Linked DNA regions of Homo sapiens: region 2 is linked to region 1. Evidence: read pairs that join two places in POLR2A ChIA-PET (ENCODE). Cell type or tissue: MCF 10A. All regions are shown on one strand. Each heading gives the region's core, and the rest is flanking DNA. Links, peaks and the distances in the headings are about the cores only. Region 1 has its middle 23 kb from the start of WDR73. Region 2 holds the start of LINC00933 (long intergenic non-protein coding RNA 933).

Evidence for each region. Peaks named below come from ENCODE experiments on the same cell type or tissue, not always from the same donor. Only the 100,000 strongest peaks of a DNase experiment are listed, where the experiment ranks them.
Region 2: POLR2A ChIA-PET joins it to region 1 with 10 read pairs; 16 of 35 experiments call an interaction of 5 or more read pairs at or near these places.

What each region holds. Positions count from the first base shown.
Region 1 is chr15:84,626,868-84,635,817 of GRCh38, reverse strand. It overlaps the pseudogene SCAND2P and the pseudogene EGLN1P1. Among named protein-coding and RNA genes, the nearest start is that of WDR73, 23 kb to the left of the region's middle. RefSeq lists silencers at 1,531-1,610, 2,081-2,430 and an enhancer at 3,925-3,974. In MCF 10A, for the core only: no CTCF peak of the experiment used is centred there; DNase peaks (open chromatin) are centred at 1,937 and 4,427.
Region 2 is chr15:84,566,132-84,575,081 of GRCh38, reverse strand. It overlaps LINC00933 (long intergenic non-protein coding RNA 933), which reads right to left and starts at 4,433. Exons shown (of 4, transcript NR_038274.1): 1 at 4,348-4,433; 2 at 2,738-2,867; 3 at 1,831-2,060. It also overlaps the pseudogene UBE2Q2P1. In MCF 10A, for the core only: a CTCF peak has its summit at 4,122; DNase peaks (open chromatin) are centred at 4,041 and 4,131.

The DNA.
Region 1 (8,950 bases), core at 546-8,545:
AAATAACAGCAAATTTGGAAGTACAATCAACTTAAGGAGAAGCAAAGGAAAAGACTTAGAAATGGGACATTATTGTCTACATCTAGAGGATACATGTATCTGAAAGCTTAAGAAAGCCCTTATCTTAGGAACTTGAAGCTGAGGATAATCTCAAGTTCACTTAGTGCCAGTCACTTTAGTTTTTAAAAAAATTTAACTTAAACCCCAGCCTAGGCAACATGGTGAAACCCAGTCTCTACTAAAAATACAAAAATTAGCCAGGCATGGTGGTATGTGCCTGTAGTCCCAGCTAGTTGTGAGGCTGAGGCGGGAGGATTGCTTGAACCTGGGAGACAGTGGGGTTGCAGTGAGCTGAGAATGCACCACTGCACTCCAGCCTGGGTAACAGAGCAAGACTCAAAAAAAAAAAAAAAATTAAACTCTTCTTATTGTGTCTTTTTCCTTGTAAGACATTAACTAAAAGTTACTGGTAGTAAATGGTGACTGTTTTACAATTGGGTTTCATTATTGACAATATCAAAAAAAAGCAGCAATCTTTAAGAGTTCAAATTAGTGTAAGATAGGAAGGACTGCAAAACAATCTGATTTTTCAGTTGTAATTAAAGTGCTCCTTTTCTTATTTTAAGTAAAATAAAATTAATCAGTCACTGGCAACAATCATTATTAAGAGGTCTTTTAGGGCAAAATTTAATAGTATGAAGAGGTTTACAAAAATAGATTGACGTTATTTTGAGAAATACTGTAATTTTTTCTCAATTCAGTTTTGATAAATTGTACCTAATCATAGAAAAATTATTCCAATTCAAACTTGACATATATTAAAAAAGTAGAGATGAAATTAACTCAGCTACGTAACAGATCTGGCAAAATATAAGAATGAAAAAAATTCTACACAGGGCACTTATTTCATATCCAGAGGTAAAAACATTTTCTATTAGTAGCTTATCTTCTTCCTGTAAGCAATCACAGATTCTAAGTTGATCATGCGGTACAAAGTCACAGCAGTCAGAATCTTCTGTTTGATGCAACACACAAAGTTGTTTGTTTCCTTACTAAAATGCGAACTGGTTGTCTATTTTTCTTTATCCCATTTATTCGTATTCACAAATTAACAAATAGCGTCAACAATTATTGTAGGTGAAGTGGGGTATTGCTGGATCAAAGGCTCTATAAGACGTCTTTACTGACTGAATCTGAAGGTTTATTGAGTTCAATCCTCACACCTTTTTCACCTGTTAGATATTTTACTTTAGCTCGTGCTCTCTCATCTGCATCAAATACCAAACAGTTATTGCGTACTTTGTAGCATATGCTGGTTGTACTTCATGAGGGTTGCGATGGTCAGACCAGAAAAACAGCAGTCTATCAAATTTGGGTTCAATGTCAGCAAACTAGGCTTTACCTTCTAGAAAAATTCGAAGTATACCTCCACTTACCTTGGCATCCCGTTCTTTAACGTAATGTAATACATTTCACACGTCTTCCGTCTCCATTTGGATTATCAACATGACGTACATAACCCGTTCCATTGACCGGATAACAAGCAGCCATGGCTTTTGTCCGGCCCGGGGACGCGCGAGGCGGGGACGCGGCCGCCGCGGGGTCGGCCGCGGACTTGGCCTTTGCCTTGGCTGCGTCCCCGGAGGCGCTGTCCCGGCGCCTCGCTGCCTTCCTGGCCTCCAGGGCCCGGTCCCTGGACGGCGGCGCTGCAGCGGGCGGCGCGGGGCCGGAGTCCTGGTGAGGGCCCCCTCCGTGGCCGAGGGCGCCCTCGCTGCCCTGGCACACGAGCTTGTGCTTCTTCCAGTCCTGGCGCTGGCGCTCCTTGCAGCAGAAGGAGCTGCGGCTGCAGCGCAGCAGGTTCTCCATCTTCCCGCACAGCTCGCAGTACTGCCGGTCTCGCTCGCTCGAGCTCGGCTCGCCGGGCCCGCAGCTGTCATTGGCCATGGCGACCGCAGCTGAGCAGGAGGGGTGCGGCCGGACGGCCTCGCCCGAGGCTGGGGAGCGGAGAGAGAGATAGGGGCCGTCACTGCGCCATGCACCCGCTACCCTTGACTCAAGGAGGCTGGCACCCAGGGCCCTCGGCCGGGTCGCTTCCGAGTCCTAGGCTCCGGCGCAGCGCAGGCGGCCGCCTCAGCGCCTAATCGCCGCCGTGGGCTGAGAGAACGCGGCCTGTGCGGCGAACGGCAACCCGGGCTCGGGCGCGCGAGCCTGCGGAGCGCAAGACCGGCCCCCTCGGCTGCCGCCACCGCCTCAGCGTCCCGGGCGGCCCGGCCCAGGCTGCGGAGGAGCGCAGGGTAAGCGGGTGCCGCTCGCTCTGCGCATTCTGCACGTACACCACGGTACGGCGGCGACCCGGCCGTGCGGCGCGCGTGGGCCCACACTGCGATTTCTTATCACTCTTGCGGACGGGCTAGAGTTCGTTCTATTTTGGGGCTGTGCTTCAACTGTTCCTCTGGTTCTGCTGTGAACTTCACCATTGCCTGGAACAGACAGATTCTGTCTGTGCTTGCTTCGGATGGATGTTTAGAGAACTCAGTACTGATCCTGAGGGCTCCTTCTTTGAGAGCACATCCTGTCCCTCTTCAAGGACTGGAAGTGGTCAAAATTCTGTAGGGACTAAAACTTAAACATCCCAAACATAAAAAAGCAGAGGAAAGGTTGGGTGCAGTGGCTCACGCCTGTAATCCCAACACTTTGGGAGGCCGAGGTGGGTGGATCACAAGGTCAGGAGTTCGAGGCCAGCCTGGCCAATATGGTGAAACCCAGTCTCTACTAAAAATACAAAAATTAGCCGGGCGTGGTGGTGGGCGCCTGTAGTCCCAGCTACTAGGGAGGCTGAGGCAGGAGACTCGCTTGAACCCGGTTGGCGGAGGTTGCAATGACCCGAGATGGCACCACTGCACTCCAGCCTGGGTGACAGAGCGAGACTCCCTTTCCAAAAAAAAAAAAAAAAAAAAAAAAGCAGAGGAAAAAGCCAGTCTTATGCAAAAGCCTGCAACAGCAGTAAAGACGGCAGACATGTGGAAGGCTTTATGGAGATAAGGCCATGGACCACTGCATCCTGGCCACCCAGCTCTCTGGGGACTGCTCCTACCTGCCTTGCCAAACCCTAGGCAAAAAGACATAGGATAATTCAGGTGTTTTGCAATAGGCTCAATAATGTCGACAAAGACCACCGAAGCCGCTTGCCTCTGGCTGGCTGCTACAGAGTGAGAGCTGTTCTCCAAAAAGACATCCCTGTCACATGTGCTCCTCCCTGATCACAGTGAGGCTCATACCATTTTAAGCAATTTTCTTATTTAATGGCAGGGACGGACACTCAGAGCAGCCAATGTTGTGCATTCTCTGAAGAGTCAGCCTGAACTTGGAAGGAAAGTTGCAGATACCATGACCACGAAATAAGCAAATTCCAGTTTAACATCAATAGTGAAGTATGCCCACACTGCTAGTAACCCAAGGCAGCTCTGTCTCTCACATACCTCTATTTTAACTGTTCGGAACTATGTTTTTATAGCTCACCTCCAGCCTCTGTCTTCCAGGTTCTTTCTGCAAGTCTTCCACCAGGGCCACTGCCTCCTCTCCACTCTCCGGATGCTGCTGTCTGACCCAGATCTGGATCTCCTGGAGAAGGACAGTCGGGAACTGTTCTAGGACCAGCAACTCCAGGATCTGCTCTTTTGTACACTTCTCTGGCCTTAGCCACTGACAACAGAGCTTCTGGAGCTGGAGGAGGGCCTCTCGGGGTCGTGATGCTTCTTGGTAACGGAAATGCCAAAAGCTCTGGCAGGATGTCTCTGGTCCAGGGTAATTCCCTTGAAGGGAAATTTCCTGCTCCCAGTGGGAATCTTCTTCCAGTTTAACTATTTGGAGATCTTGTACTGAAGGAGTCTGGATTTGTTGGTCCACAGCTACAGCCATTGTTCAGGTCAGAGAAGAGCTTTGCAACCGCACTCTAAAGCTCAAACCTCTTCATCACCTCACTGGGAAGCCATCTTAGAACTTCCACTTAGGAGTCACTAAGTGGAACTTCTCTTGAAATTCTAGAGTCAGAGACATACATTACAAAGTTAACTCTAGTAAAAATCGCAAGTGTTAGCCCAGCAGGCTTGAGGTGAAGAAGAGAGCCTTCCTGTCCCAGCCCTGTTGCATGCCCTGGTGCCTGTGGAGTCACTGGTGGGGTGGCAGTTCCGGAAGTTTGATAAGAGGAGTCAAGGGCTAGTGACCTGGTTGAAAAGTAGAGGAGCTTGAAGCTGAGAGAATACGGACGATTCGGCCCCGTGACATGTTCTTAGCGGGGACGCAAGAAGCCCGAGCCCAGGTCCCAAACACGGCTATTCGGCTAGCCACTGAGCACCGGAAGCGGAAAACCTAGCCCCAGAAGGACTCCGTGTTCTCCGGAACTACATTTCCCAGAGGCCGCCGCCCGAAGACAGACAGCAGCGTTAGCCCATAAAATGGGAGAATATCTCAGGCGCCTATTCGTTTCAGACGAATCATTGATGACTTTTCTACCAGCTGGGTAAGTGGGGCGGGGTCGCGAACCGCAGCCACAACTCGCGCACCTGGGAGGGTGTGGGTCTTGCCTCCCAGGGGAGGTGGAGATCTCTCGCCCTGCGCGGCCCTGGTGGTATGAGCGAGAGGGGTCTTTACAAAAATTTTTTGTTTTGTTTTGTTTTTTATTTTTTATTTATTTATTTATTTTGAAGCGGAGTCTCGCTCTGTCGCCCAGGCTGGAGTGCAGTGGCGCGATCTCGGCTCACTGCAACTTCCGCCTCCCGGGTGCGAGCAGTTCTCTGCCTCAGCCTCCCGAGTAGCTGGGATTACAAGGCACCCACCACCACTCCCGGCTGATTTTTTTTTTTTTTTTTGTATTTTTAGTAGCGACGGCGTTTCACCATTTTGGCCAGGCTGGTCTTGAGCTCCTGACCTCATGATCCACCTGCCTTGGCCTCCCAAAGTGCTGGGATTACAGGCGCGAGCCACCGCGCCCGGCCTTTGTTTTGTTTTTAATAGAGACGAGGTCTAACTATGTTGCCCAGGCTGGTTTTGAACTCGTGGGCCTCTCAAAGTGCTGGGATTATAGGCATGAGCTGCCACGCCAGTTTATAAAGTATTTTCACTTAGGGCCGAGGGCAGCTGTTTAACCCTGTTAGTCCCTATTTATCCTTACTATGCAGATGAATATATCGAGACAGCTTGGGACTGAGGTCTCTGCCCTTACGAAGCTGGGACTCCAGTTAAGGTTTTCTGCCACTTAAAGTGCTTTTCTCTGGCATGGTTGGTAGCTGTGGTAATGCTTTACCACTCTGTTCCTCCCCCCCTCACTTACCACTCACACAATTCCTCATTTCCTGCTTGCACAGTCCTGGGTCATTCGAGATTAATACCATTGACTTTCATTCAACAGTTGGGGAGCAATTCGGGCCAAGCACCAGGCAGCGAGTGTGCTGTGGTGGGAGAAAAAAAAAGGAGACACTCCTTCCTCTTAAGGAATGCAATGCAGCGGAGGGTGCATTTTCTAAAACGCTGCCACGGAGTTATGTGCAACCCAAATAACTACAATGCAGTGCTATTAAATGCTTTGCGAAATGCTACGTGCTAAATGGAGGTGTGTTCAAAGGAAATGACTTGATAGAAATACCAGGGACGGACCGGTGCAGTGGCTCACGCCTGTAATCCCAGCACTTTGGGATGCCAAGGCGGGCCGGTCACTTGAGGTCAGGAGTTCGAGACCAGCCTGGCCAACATGGTGAAACCCCAAATCTAGTAAAAATACAAAAAAATTAGCTTGGTGTGGTGGTAATCCCAGCTACTCAGGAGGCTGAAGCAGGAGAATCGCTTGAACCGGGGAGGCAGAGATTGTAGTGAGCTGAAATCATGCCACTGAACTCCAGCCTGGGTGACAGAGGGAGACTGTTTCAAAAAAAAAAAAAAAAAAAAACCAAGGAAGGGCTGGGAGAGCCCAGAATCGTGCAGCCTCAGGGAAAGGACCTACTTTACACATTTTATCTGGTTTGGTTCTGAGAAGGAAACCTGGAACCCTGCATTGTAGGTTTCACTTCTTATTTAACAGATGAAAGGTTCAAATTCAATGAAGGTGGGGAGAGCTGTGCTTGCCCCCACAGTAGGAGCAGCCTGTGGTTAGGTGAGGGAAGGACAGGATAACAGAAAGGGCTTTCTAGAGAATCAGTTGCGAAGCAGGGCCATGGAAATTCCTTCTATCCCTCTTAACTTAGTGTCAACAAAAAGTCTCAGTGCAGACAAACCCACTGAACTTAATTTGGGAGAAAAAGCCATGGAGAAGACCCTTTAGAATGCACTTCCAAACTAGAAACCAAACGGGGTGCCTGCAAGGGGGTCGTTCTCCTTGTCTTTAGAAAAAGGGAATCGAGAAGAACCTTTAGAATGAACCTCCGAACTACAATTAGGATCCTAAACAACCTCTTCCTAGGAGAAAAAAAAAAAAAAGCAACAGCTCACAATAAACCAAGGACCATCAACCAAACGAGAGGTCCAGGGCTCAGGAGGACTTACTAGGAGGAGAAGCTGAAAGTCGGTGAGGCCTTTATTTATTTATTTATTTATTTATTTATTTATTTATTTATTTTTGAGACAGGGTCTCTCTCTGTTGCCCGGCTGGATTCTGGGCCTGATCATCGCTCACTGCAGCCCTGGCCTCCCTGAACTCAGGCAATCTTCCTGCCTCAACCTCCGAAGAGCTGGGACTATAGGCCCGCACCACCATGCCAGGCTAATTTTTGTACGTTTTGTAGAGATGAGGTTTGGCCATGTTGCCAAGGCTGGTCTTGAACTCCTGGGCTCAAGTAATCTGCAGGGGGGGCTTTCAAGGACCCCTACTGGTACCGTAGCTCCAAATTCAGGCAACTACTTCAGGGTTCTCAGTCCTCTCTGAGGCCCCATGTGTTCAGATGCCAAATTATTGTCAATGAAGAGAGAAGACTAAACATTGTAGCTAATATATCTTTTTTTTTTTTTTTTGAGATGGAGTCTTTGCTCTGTTGCCCGGGCTGGAGTGCAGTGGCACCATCTCAGGTCACTACAACCTCTGCCTCCCGAGTTCAAGTGATCCTCCTGCCTCAGCTTCCTGAGTAGCTGGGACTACAGGTGCACACCACCATGCTCAGCTATTTTTTTGTATTTTTAGTAGAGATGGGGTTTCCCTATGTTGGTCAGGCTGCTCTCAAACTCCTCACCTCAAGTGACCCACCCACTTTGGCCTCCCAAAGTTCTGAGATTACAGGAGTGAGCCCACCGTGCCTGGCCACTAATGTATCATTTTTATCTTAATGTTTTGTTCTTTTATCCATTTGTTCCTATTAGGTATTTCTCATGGCTTTAACAGTGGACTTCAGGAGTCATGGTTAAGTAACAGGTGTGGGGCAGGTAACTGACCAAACCTCTCCTCTGAGCCTCCATTTTCTTACCTGTAGAGTGAGGATACTTACCTCCCTCCTAGGGCTGTCAGGATTAAATGAGATGGCAGGTAAAGACCTTAGCACAGTGCCTGGCGCATGGTAACTGCTCTGTCCATTTTGTCACTATAAGCTCTTCTGGTTTATTGTAAAGTATATAATGCAACCCAAGTGAAGCAAAATTCCATGAATAAAAAAAGTCATCTCATTATAGCTTGCCTCAAATTATAAAATCTCTAATAAAAATGAAGGTATGTAGTTAGTGGCAGAAGTTTGTCTACAACTAGATCTGTCCAGTGCTCAATACTCTCTACTATGTCACAAACTTCAGGACAGGGTTAAGAGGGAGACAAGGTACTGCCTGGAAGGGGAATACCTTCTGGGGTCCTGGTAAGCGATTTTTTTTTTTTTTTTTTTTTGAGATAGAGTCTTGTTCTGTTGTCCAGGCTGGAGTACAGTGGCGCCATCTCAGCTCACTGCAAGCTCCACCTCCTGGGTTCAAGTGATTGTCTTGCCTCAGCCTCTTGAGTAGCTGAGACAACAGGTAGGCGCCACCACACCTGGCTAATTTTTTTATTTTTAGTAGAGGTGGGGTTTCACCATGTTGGCCAGGCTGGTCTTGAACTTCTGACCTCAAGTGATCCACCCACCTCGGCCTCCCAAAGAGTTAGGATTATAGGCAGGAGCGCCTGGCCCTGGTAAGTAGTTTCTTGATCTGGGTGCTGGTTACACAAGTGTGTGCAGTTTGTAAAAACTCAATGAGCTGTACATTTGTGTACACTTGTCTGCTATATATTAATAACAATTTATGTATTTATTTTTGAGACCAAGTCTTGCTCTGTCACCCAGGCTGGAGTGCAGTGGTGCGATCTTGGCTCACTGCAACCTCGACCTCCCGGATTCAAGTGATTCTCTTGCCTCAGCCTCCCAAGTATCTGGGACTACAGGTGCCCGCCACCATGCCCAGCTAATTTTTGTATTTTTAGTAGAGATGGGGTTTCACTGTGTTGGCCAGGCTGCTCTCGAACTCCCGACCTCAAATGATCTGCCCACCTTGGCCTCCTAAAGTGCTGGGTTTACAGGTGTGAGCCGCCATGCCCGGCCCAATAACAATTTAAAACAAAGGGAACTGTCTCTGGATATAGTTATATAGATTCACTGTATTAAAGGATAAGAGTAAGATAAAGTCTCTGAGGGTTCACCGCTTGTCCAAACAGAAAAAACAGAAAAAAAAAATTGTGAGCCGAGTGGTGGCTCATGCCTGTTATCCCAGCACTTTGGGAGGCCAAGGTGAGAGGATCGCTTGAGCCCAGAAGTTTGAGACAAGCCTGAGCAACACAGTAAGAGACCCTGTCTCTATTAAAAAAAAAAAAAAAAAAAAAGACCGGGTGCAGTGGCTCACACCTGTGATCTCAGCACTTTGGGAGTCTGAGGCGAGTGGATTGCCTGAGCCCAGGAGTTCAAGACCAGCCTGGGCAACATAGTGAGATCCTGTCTCTATTAAAAAAAATAAATTG
Region 2 (8,950 bases), core at 323-8,322, 61 kb after region 1:
CAGTAGAGATGGGGTTTCACTGTGTTAGCCAGGATGGTCTCGATCTCCTGACCTCATGATCCGCCCGCCTCAGCCTTCCAAAGTGCTGGGATTACAGGTGTGAGCCACTGCGCCTGGCCGCAGCTAACTTCTAATGAGGCCACCTTAGACAAGTTACTTACTGTCTCTGAGTGCAGTGGTGCAGTAATGGCTCACTGTAACCTTGATCACCTAGACTCAAGAGATCCTCCCACCTCAGCCTCATGAGTAGCTGGGACTACAAGCCTGCACCACCACACCCAGTTAATTTTTCTAGTTTTTGTAGAGACAGAGTTTTGCTATGTTGCCTAGGCTGGTCTTGAATTCCTGGCCTAAAGCAATCCTCCTGCCTTGGCCTCCCAAAGTGCTGGGATTACAGGCATGAGCCACCATGCCCACATTTTCTTTTCCAAGCTATATAGAGGATGCTGTATGCATCCTTCTGGAACTTGTTTTTTTTCACTTAATATTATATTGCTAAGATTCATCCTTATTGTTGTTTATAGCTGGCATTCATTCTTTTTGTATGTTGTGACATCACCAGAAGATAGAGATCCTGAGATCTCTTAAGAACTGCTGCTGGGAGTATACACTGGTATAACCACTTTGGAAAACAATTTGGCTCCATCTCATAAGGCTGAATATTCATACTCCTCCCAGCTCAGCAATTCTACTCTACATCCAAAAGAAATTCTTGCCTATATAAAACAATATAAAACAGGGGATGTGGACAAGGAATGTTCCTAACAGCTCTGTTCAAAATAGCAAAAACCTATTTCCCATCAGCTGGAGAGTGAGCGACTAAATTGTGCTTTTTATTCCCTTTAATTTCCAGTAGTCTTAGGATGCAAGTGGCTTTCCCATGGCTAGCTTGGGGAGGGGGATACTCTTGGCAATGGAGTCTGGGGTGGCAGTCCTGATTAGCCCTAGGGCAATCAGTGCTGCCCAAAACAAGAGAAAATAGAACAAGGTGCCCCACTGAGCCAATGCCCTGGGTCCCTGGAGGTACAGGTTTGTACCTGGAGGAAATAGCCATCATACAAATCAGTCTTTTCAAATGCTTCTGTCACTGGGCTGAGTCCAAAGGACACCCTTTCCCAAAACATTACAAAGCTTATTGGGGCTACCATTTATTGAGCATTTATCATGTGCCTGATCATGTACTAGTGTAGTAATTGTGTGCATTATTTCATTTATTTATTTATTTACTTACTTATTCATTGATTTGAGATAGGGTCTCTCTCTGTTGCCTGAGCTGGAGTGCAGTGGCGTGATCATGGCTCACTGCAGCCTCAAACTCCTGGGCTCAAATGATCTCACCTCAGCCTCCCGAGTAGCTGGGAATACAGGCATAAACCATCAAGTCCAGCTAATTTTTTAAAAAACATTTTCGGGCCGGGCAGGTGGCTCATGCCTGTAATCCCAGCACTTTGGGAGGCCGAGGCAGGTGGATCACAAGGTGAGGATATCGAGACCATCCTGGCTAACATGGTGAAACCCCGTTTCTACTAAAAATGCAAAAAATTAGCTGGGTGTGGTGGCGGGCGCCTGTAGTCCCAGCTACTCCAGAGGCTGACGCAGGAGAATGGCATGAACCCAGGAGGCAGAGCTTGCAGTGAGCTGAGATCATGCCACTGCACTCCAGCCTGGGCAACAGAGCGAGACTCCATCTCAAAAAGCAAAACAAAAGAAAACAAAAAACATTTTCATAGAAATGAGGTCTGGCTTTGTTGCCCAGGCTAGTCTCAAACTCCTGGCTTCAAGTGATCCTCCCCCTTGAGCCGTATTATTTCATTTAATCTTCACCATCACCTTATAAGAGTGCTTGGGGGTAGGTGCTCCACACAGTAGCAACGTAGCAACCTCCACTCATAGTGACAACGAGACTCAGTGTAGTCAAGCAACTTCTCAAAGTTCACACAGCTGGAGGGTGGCTGAGCCAGGATGAAGACCTAGGACTCTAAAGCTGGTGTGCCAGTAAATGAGAAAAGTCTCTAAGCGTTCAGGATAGCTTCCTCCCAAGAAATCTTTCTCCAAAAGTTCTAAAAACAATGACAGATCCATCTTTTATAAAGCAGACAAAACTAGCAGTCCGTTCCTTTTAGAGTGGGGTGTAAAGGTTAGCTAAGCTCCAGGGCATCCCATTTTAATCCTATATATTTATAAGGCAACTGCCAGCAGAGCACCCCAAACCTAAAGAACCCTGCACAGCTGTCTCTGTGGGGCATGGCGTGTCCATGGATGTAAAGATTTTCCAATGTGTGCTTACGGGCCTGTGGCATCACCCTCAGTCACTGTCAAAGGGTAGCTAGGCCCTGCCCGCTAGGCACCATCCTGAGAATCTGCTGAGCTTTCTAACTAGTTTATCTGTTGTTTGCAGTGAAAGATGCCCTGAAAAGAAGGGGTGTGGGTGGGAAGAGTTCTGATTTGAGGTCCCCTGATCCAGGCATGCTCTTCTTCCCCAGTTGCAGGAATCAGGGGACTCTATCTGTAAATGCGGGCTCAAGCCATGCCCCCCAGCTCCCTCTTTCAACCAGGTGCCACCCTCTGCTTCTCTTCCATAGACAGCCTAGAGCTGCCAGCAGTCCCTTAGGATCTGTGGCCTCAGGCCTGGCTTAATTTTTTCCTCTCCAAAGAGCCATCTGTAGGGCCAGAGGCCGTCAAAGCCTGACTCATTACTGGATGCCAGTTCCTTTGCCTGACCTTCAGTGATTCCTACCTTACCCTGCGGTTTTATGTTTCTTGTCTCAACACTATTATTTCTTATTTCTCCACAAGTTGAATTGCTCACTCCAGCCCCTCGAAGCATGCTCTTTTTGACACAGTTAGCTTTAGGCACATGGTTGGTGCTAAAAAAAAAAAAAAAAAAAAAGAGCATTATGTCGTTTTCATTGATTAACAAACGTGATGGCTTCACTGCAAAGTAAAGTTGATACTGCCTGGACCCCTGAGTTCAAGAGTCTTTTAGACAAATGGCTCTGAGCTAAAACATGAGCATGCAAACATATGCATCTGTTTCGGTCTGATGAGATAATTTGGATACTTGGTTGTTATCCTTGAGCATTTTCCTGCCTCATTAATGCATGTGTAGCCAGCACAATAATAATCATAGCTAATAATGGCTAAAGCTGAGGGCTTTCCTGAGCCAGGCAGTGGCTTTAAAACTTTAAAGTGGCTTTTAAAACTTTAACAGCTAAAGCTGAGGACTTTCCTGAGCCAGAAAGTGGCTTTAAAACTTTAAAGTTTTCACATGGACTCTCATTGAATAATTTCTGTTTTTCAGATCAAGAAACTGAGACTTACTATCACATTTGGGATTAAGTTAAAAAAAAAAAAAGAAACTGAGGCTTAAAGCTGTCAAGCATTTCACAGCCAGCAAGCAGCTAAATCGGAACTTGAACCCAGGCAGTCTAGCCCTGGGATCCTGTGCCCTTCCTTACCCATTATCCAGTGTTGGCTACACAAAACTAATGAGTACATATTTTCAACTATAGTTTAAGTGGGTGACATATTTTTCACTATATTTTATGTAGGTGACTTTCAGTTTGGGGGTATTCTACTTACACAATCTATTGAGCTGGATATTACTGAGAACAAAAAGAAACTAATGAACTCTGAAAAACATAAAACATGAGCAACATGACATCACTGCAAAAGACAAAACAGCACATAGCCTTCTTGTGACTGTATTTTGCTGACAGTCCATGAGCTGATAGCCTGAACTCAGCAGTGCTGTTCCCTTGGGAGACACACACACACACACACACACACACACACACACACACACACGAGTTGGTGGTTTTGTACCTCCCCCCGCCCCTAAATACACACACACCAGTTGGTGGTTGTGCAGCCTGGAGCTTCCAGTCCGCGAGTGTGAGGAACGGACTAGATGGGTCCAGCAGTGCTGGGTCAAAGCCAGGAGGGGGCAGCCGGAAGCGCGCACATGCTCTGGACTCGTGCACCCGCCGAAACGGGTGCGCACCGGGCGCGCGGGGGTGAGAGGTGAGGGGTGAGGGGTGAGGGACGAGAGGGACGGGAGCGGGGTAGGGGCAGCCCTTTCCCAGGCGGTAGCGGGGGCGGTGGTGCTGTTGTCCTTTTAAGCTGTGGCTTGACAGGAGGAGCGCCTCCTGTCGGTGGAGTCTGTTACAAGGGGAGCAGCCGCCCAGGCCGCCACACAGCTCCCCGCAGAGGCCTCGGTGCCCCTTGCCATTTTCCAGCCCTACTCCGACTAGAGTTGAGGCAGCGGGGAGAGGCGGAGCCGCGAGAGCGCCGCCGAGAGGTCCCGCGGGTGGTCGCGGCCATGACAGCGGCTCCCGACCGGCTCACCTTCCGCGCCCCTCCCGCCAGAGGTGAGAGTAAAATGTCCGTGTCAGGGTTCAAGGCCAAGCTGAAGTTGTTGTCCTCTATTTTCCACAAGAACCAGGAGCCGCCGCGGCAGCTCAGGCTCCACTGCAACATCACGGTGAGGCGCCCAGCGGCGGCTTCACACGGCAGGGCGAGGGCGGAGAGGAAGAGCCCGGAGTCCCGGGACAAAGGGGAACCTGCCCAGGAGAGGCCCCGGTTCCCCGGGCCGGGTGAGCGCGCACCTTTCTCCCGCGACTGGCCTGGCCCCGATCGCCGGGACTGCGGGAGGCTTGGGTGGGAGGAGGGGGAGGGCGCGTCTCTCTGGCTCCTTGCTGCGGGGCTGGCTTGGGGGCTGCCGGCACCTCTCGCCCCAGTCACCGCGCCCCGAGGTGGGAGCCCGCGTCGCCCGCAGCCCTTTCGGGGCCCATGGTCGCCCTCAGTCAGCCAGCCTGCTCCCCGGGACCGCGACGGGGCGTGGCAGGGCGTCTCCGGCTGTTGTTTGAGCCCGGGCGGGGAAGGGGAAAGGCCTTCAAGATTTTCGGGGTTTTGGCCGGGCGCAGTGCTCGTTCCTGTAATCCCAGTACTTTGGGAGGCTGACGCAGCTGGATCGCCTGAGGTCAGGAGTTCTAGACTAGCCCGGCCAACATGGTAAAACCCTGTCTCTACTAAAAATACAAAAATTAGCCGGGCATGGTGGCAGGCACTTGTTGAGATGGAGTCTCACTCTGTCGCCCAGGCTGGAGTGCAGTGGGGTGATCTCGGCTTACTGCAGCCTCCGTCTCTTGACAGTCCATGGGTTCAAGCGATTCTCCTGCCTCAGCCTCCCGAGTAGCTAGGATTACAGGCTCCTGACACCACGCCTGGCTAACTTTTGTGTTGTTTAGTAGAGACAGGGTTTCACCATGTTGGCCAGGCTGGTCTCGAACTCCTGACCTCAAATGACCCATCTCTGCCTCCCAGAGTTCTGGGATTACAGGCCTGAGCCACCGCGCCCAGATCCAAGGCCCTTAAGCTTAAATGCCTCGTTCTTCAGTCAGGTTTTCCTTGTTCCCGCATGTTCAGCCAATCGTGTTTAAGGAGAAACTAACAATGAAAACGGGCTTGTTGATGGAGGAAAAGTTGGAATGCAGCCTCTGGTGCTGTTTGAGCGATCCCTCTATCCCGGGTCGCTGCTGTGTTCTGGAAAGGCACATTGTACCCTGGATGCAGCAGGTAAGAGTCCTGTCCAGGTGCTCTGCCCGCTTTCCTTTCAGGCTTCTGTATCATCTATTTTTCCCCTGTAGAATGTGCCCCTGACAGCCACCCCCTAACCCTACCCAATTTGTCTTTACATGTCTGACCATCAAGGCTCTTCTGGGTCATATTCAGTTCATGCTGATATTTCCCCTTCCTCCCCTCTTTAGTCCTCACTATTTTTGCTTTGGTCATGTTATGCTGTATTCTGTAAGGCTTTTTAATTTTTTTTTTATGATGGCAGGGGAGAATAGTTTATAATTATGCTTTGTGCTTTTTATCTTCTACTCAATAAATGCTTGGTAAATATTTGTTTTATTGAATGTATGACCCTATTCTAGCTATATTGTGCTTGAACAAAAACCTTAACTGCCTTGTAAGTTAACTGCTAAGAATTTGTCAGAAGTGCAGACATAACATCAAGAACTTGTCATGGATAGTACAAAAAGGTCTCTAAGGGCTTGATGGAGGCCTGTAAATTGACTTCCTATGAAAGAGAGTGTAAGAAGTGAAAATGTAAAGCATGACTGGAGAGCCAGAGTGATGAAGCCAGGGTCCCTTTCTCCAGATCCTTTGTAACAGTGTTATGTGATCTCTTCTAGAAGATCGTTCTGAAAGATAATGCCAACTTGGAACCTAGGAAACCATCCAGTGGGTTTCTGCAGCTTAGGTGGTTCAAATCCTCATCAGCACCTTTGTTTTCTCTGCCTCAGTTTGCTAACAATGATGTTCTCAGTAGCTGTAATTGCTGTCTTTGAATACGTAAGCATTTTTTTTTAGATGACAGGGATATATGTGCATTTTTATTTTACCAAGTGTTAGAATTTTTACTCTGCTTTTGTGGGCTCTGGGTTAGCTACTTGGTTGTTTAGATGTAAAATGATTAGCAGGGAAAACTCTGTGTGTGTGTGTGTGTGTGTGTGTGTGTGTGTGTGTGTGTGTGTGTTATAAGTTTCTTTTGTTGTCAGAGGACTTAGAATTTTATTTTATATGGTAATTCTGTCAATTTACTTTATTCTCCACCCCACATTTATTGAACAGCAAAGTATGAAAGTAACGTGTCCCATAACCAGCCTTCAGAAAAATTACAACTGCTGTATATCTGAAATTCTTTTTTTCTTTTTTTAATTTTGAGAAGGAGTCTCACTCTATCACCCAGGCTGGAGTGCAGTGGCACAATCTCGGCTTACTGGAAACTCTGCCGCCCACGTTCAATCGATTCTCCTGCCTCAGCCTCCTTAGTAGCTGGGATTACAGGCATCTGCCACTGCACCTGTCTAATTTTTGTAATTTTAGTAGAGTCGGGTTTCACCATGTTGGCCAGGTTGGTCTTGAACTCCTGACCTCATAATCTGCCTGCCTTGGCCTCCCAAAGTGCTGGGATTACAGGCATGAGCTACCGTGCCTGGCTGAACTTGCAAGAAAAATATGTGCATCAGTTTTCAAAAAATTATATCAAAAGATAGCTGTGCCCTACATTTGGAAAGATACAAAAACCTAACATACCGGCAGGCAGTTTTGCTTGCTGGTGCTTGAGATAGAGCCACACATTGGTCTCAGTGGATTTATGGAGAAAAATAGATACAGAATATTGTTTCTAATTAAGACCAAAAAATCCTTTTCTTAAGCAGTGACAGGTAAAGAGGTTGTCTTGGCTAACCTTGAATTGTGTTGCCCTTGATTGAGACAGTTTTATGGTGGGGTTGGTAGTGGTGATAAACTTGTTTGAAATTTGTCTGCTTATAGTAAGCTTTGTGGTAGCTGTCACAGAGAACTTCATCCTCACAGGCCCTAAAATTACTATAAAACTAATAGAATGGAGGAGAAACAAAGGACCTGAATAATTAGATGCTTAGATAATTGTTCTGTGTTTTCATAACCGGTGAAAAAGAGCAGTGTTAGAAGTACTTAAACATTCCATGTAGGGAACACTGCCTGAATTTATATTGTGATTTTTGAGCATCATTCACTGTTTAAAAACAGGCATATTGTGGGTCGTATTTTAAAGACAAATAGAAAACTTATCTTTTCAAGATGGATCTAAAGCTTAACCTTATCAAAATTACAAAATGTAAAGGATATGATTGAAAAATATTAATGCATAGGTTTAAATATTGGTCATCATTTTAGATTTCTTTCAAAATAGGTTGTCTCTTAAATATTAAACTGAACAAACATTGAACATGTTGTAGAGTTTGTGCTCAAGGTTAAGTTTCCTGGGGTGATGGATATTTTATAATATGGGTAACAAAAAGTTCTTATTTTAAGAAATTTAGAAAATTTTTAGGCAAAACTAGAAAGTAATACCAATAATTCTACCACTCAGAATGTACCACTATCAGAATTTTGTATCTTTCAGTCATCTGCTCATCTCTTTTCTCCTTTGCTTGTATGTGTTCCCTCTCCCTTAAAAAATCAGATTTTTTTTTGTAATCTGCATGTTCACTCAACAATATTGTAGATTTGTGTCATAAGTTACTCCTCTACAGTGCCTTCAGTTATTGTGTGCTTTGTGTTGGATGACTGTACCATCTAGTCTTTCATGTTTCCTGGTACTGACTACATAGGGGTGAGAGAGAGAGAGAGAGAGAGAGAGAGAGTGTGTGTGTGTGTGTGTGTGTGTGTGTGTGTGTATTTTTTTTCTACCTTAACTAATGCTTTGGACATCAACAGGTAGAGCTAAATCCTTGAAACCTTCCAAGTGGTGGCTTTCAGTTATTGCTGCATTGGTTTCTAGAGATGGAACAAATTATATTGTATGGAAACTTTTTTTTTTTTGAGACAAAGTCTCACCTTGTCACCCAGGCTGGAGGGCAATGGCATGATCTTGGCTCACTACAACCTCCACCTCCCAGGTTCAAGTGATTCTCTTGCCTCAGCCTCCTGAGTAGTTGGGATTACAGGTGCCTGCCACCATGCCTGGCTAATTTTTGTGTTTTTACTAGAGATGGGGTTTCATTATGTTGGCCAGGCTTGTCTCGAACTCCTGACCTCAGCTGATCCACTCACCTTGGCCTCCCAAAGTACTGGGATTATTGGCATGAGCCACCACACCCAGCCTTTTTTTCTTCTAGGTACCAGCTTTTATTTATCAGATTGGTAAAAATGTTAGAAAGTATGCAATGAAATGGGCATTCTCACAGTCGTGGCAGAAAGTATAATTATCTTGACTTTCTAGAAAGCATTTTGGCTTTCTAGAAACTTGCCTAACCTCTTCCCATTTAGGCAAGATGGATTCTGACTACCCCTAGGTGGCCAACCTTGTCCCTGTGATTCCATCTCTCCCAAAAGGAGAGGTCTAGTCTCAGTGAAAACCCAGGTTTTCTTGGCTTAGCCCACCTGACAGCTAATC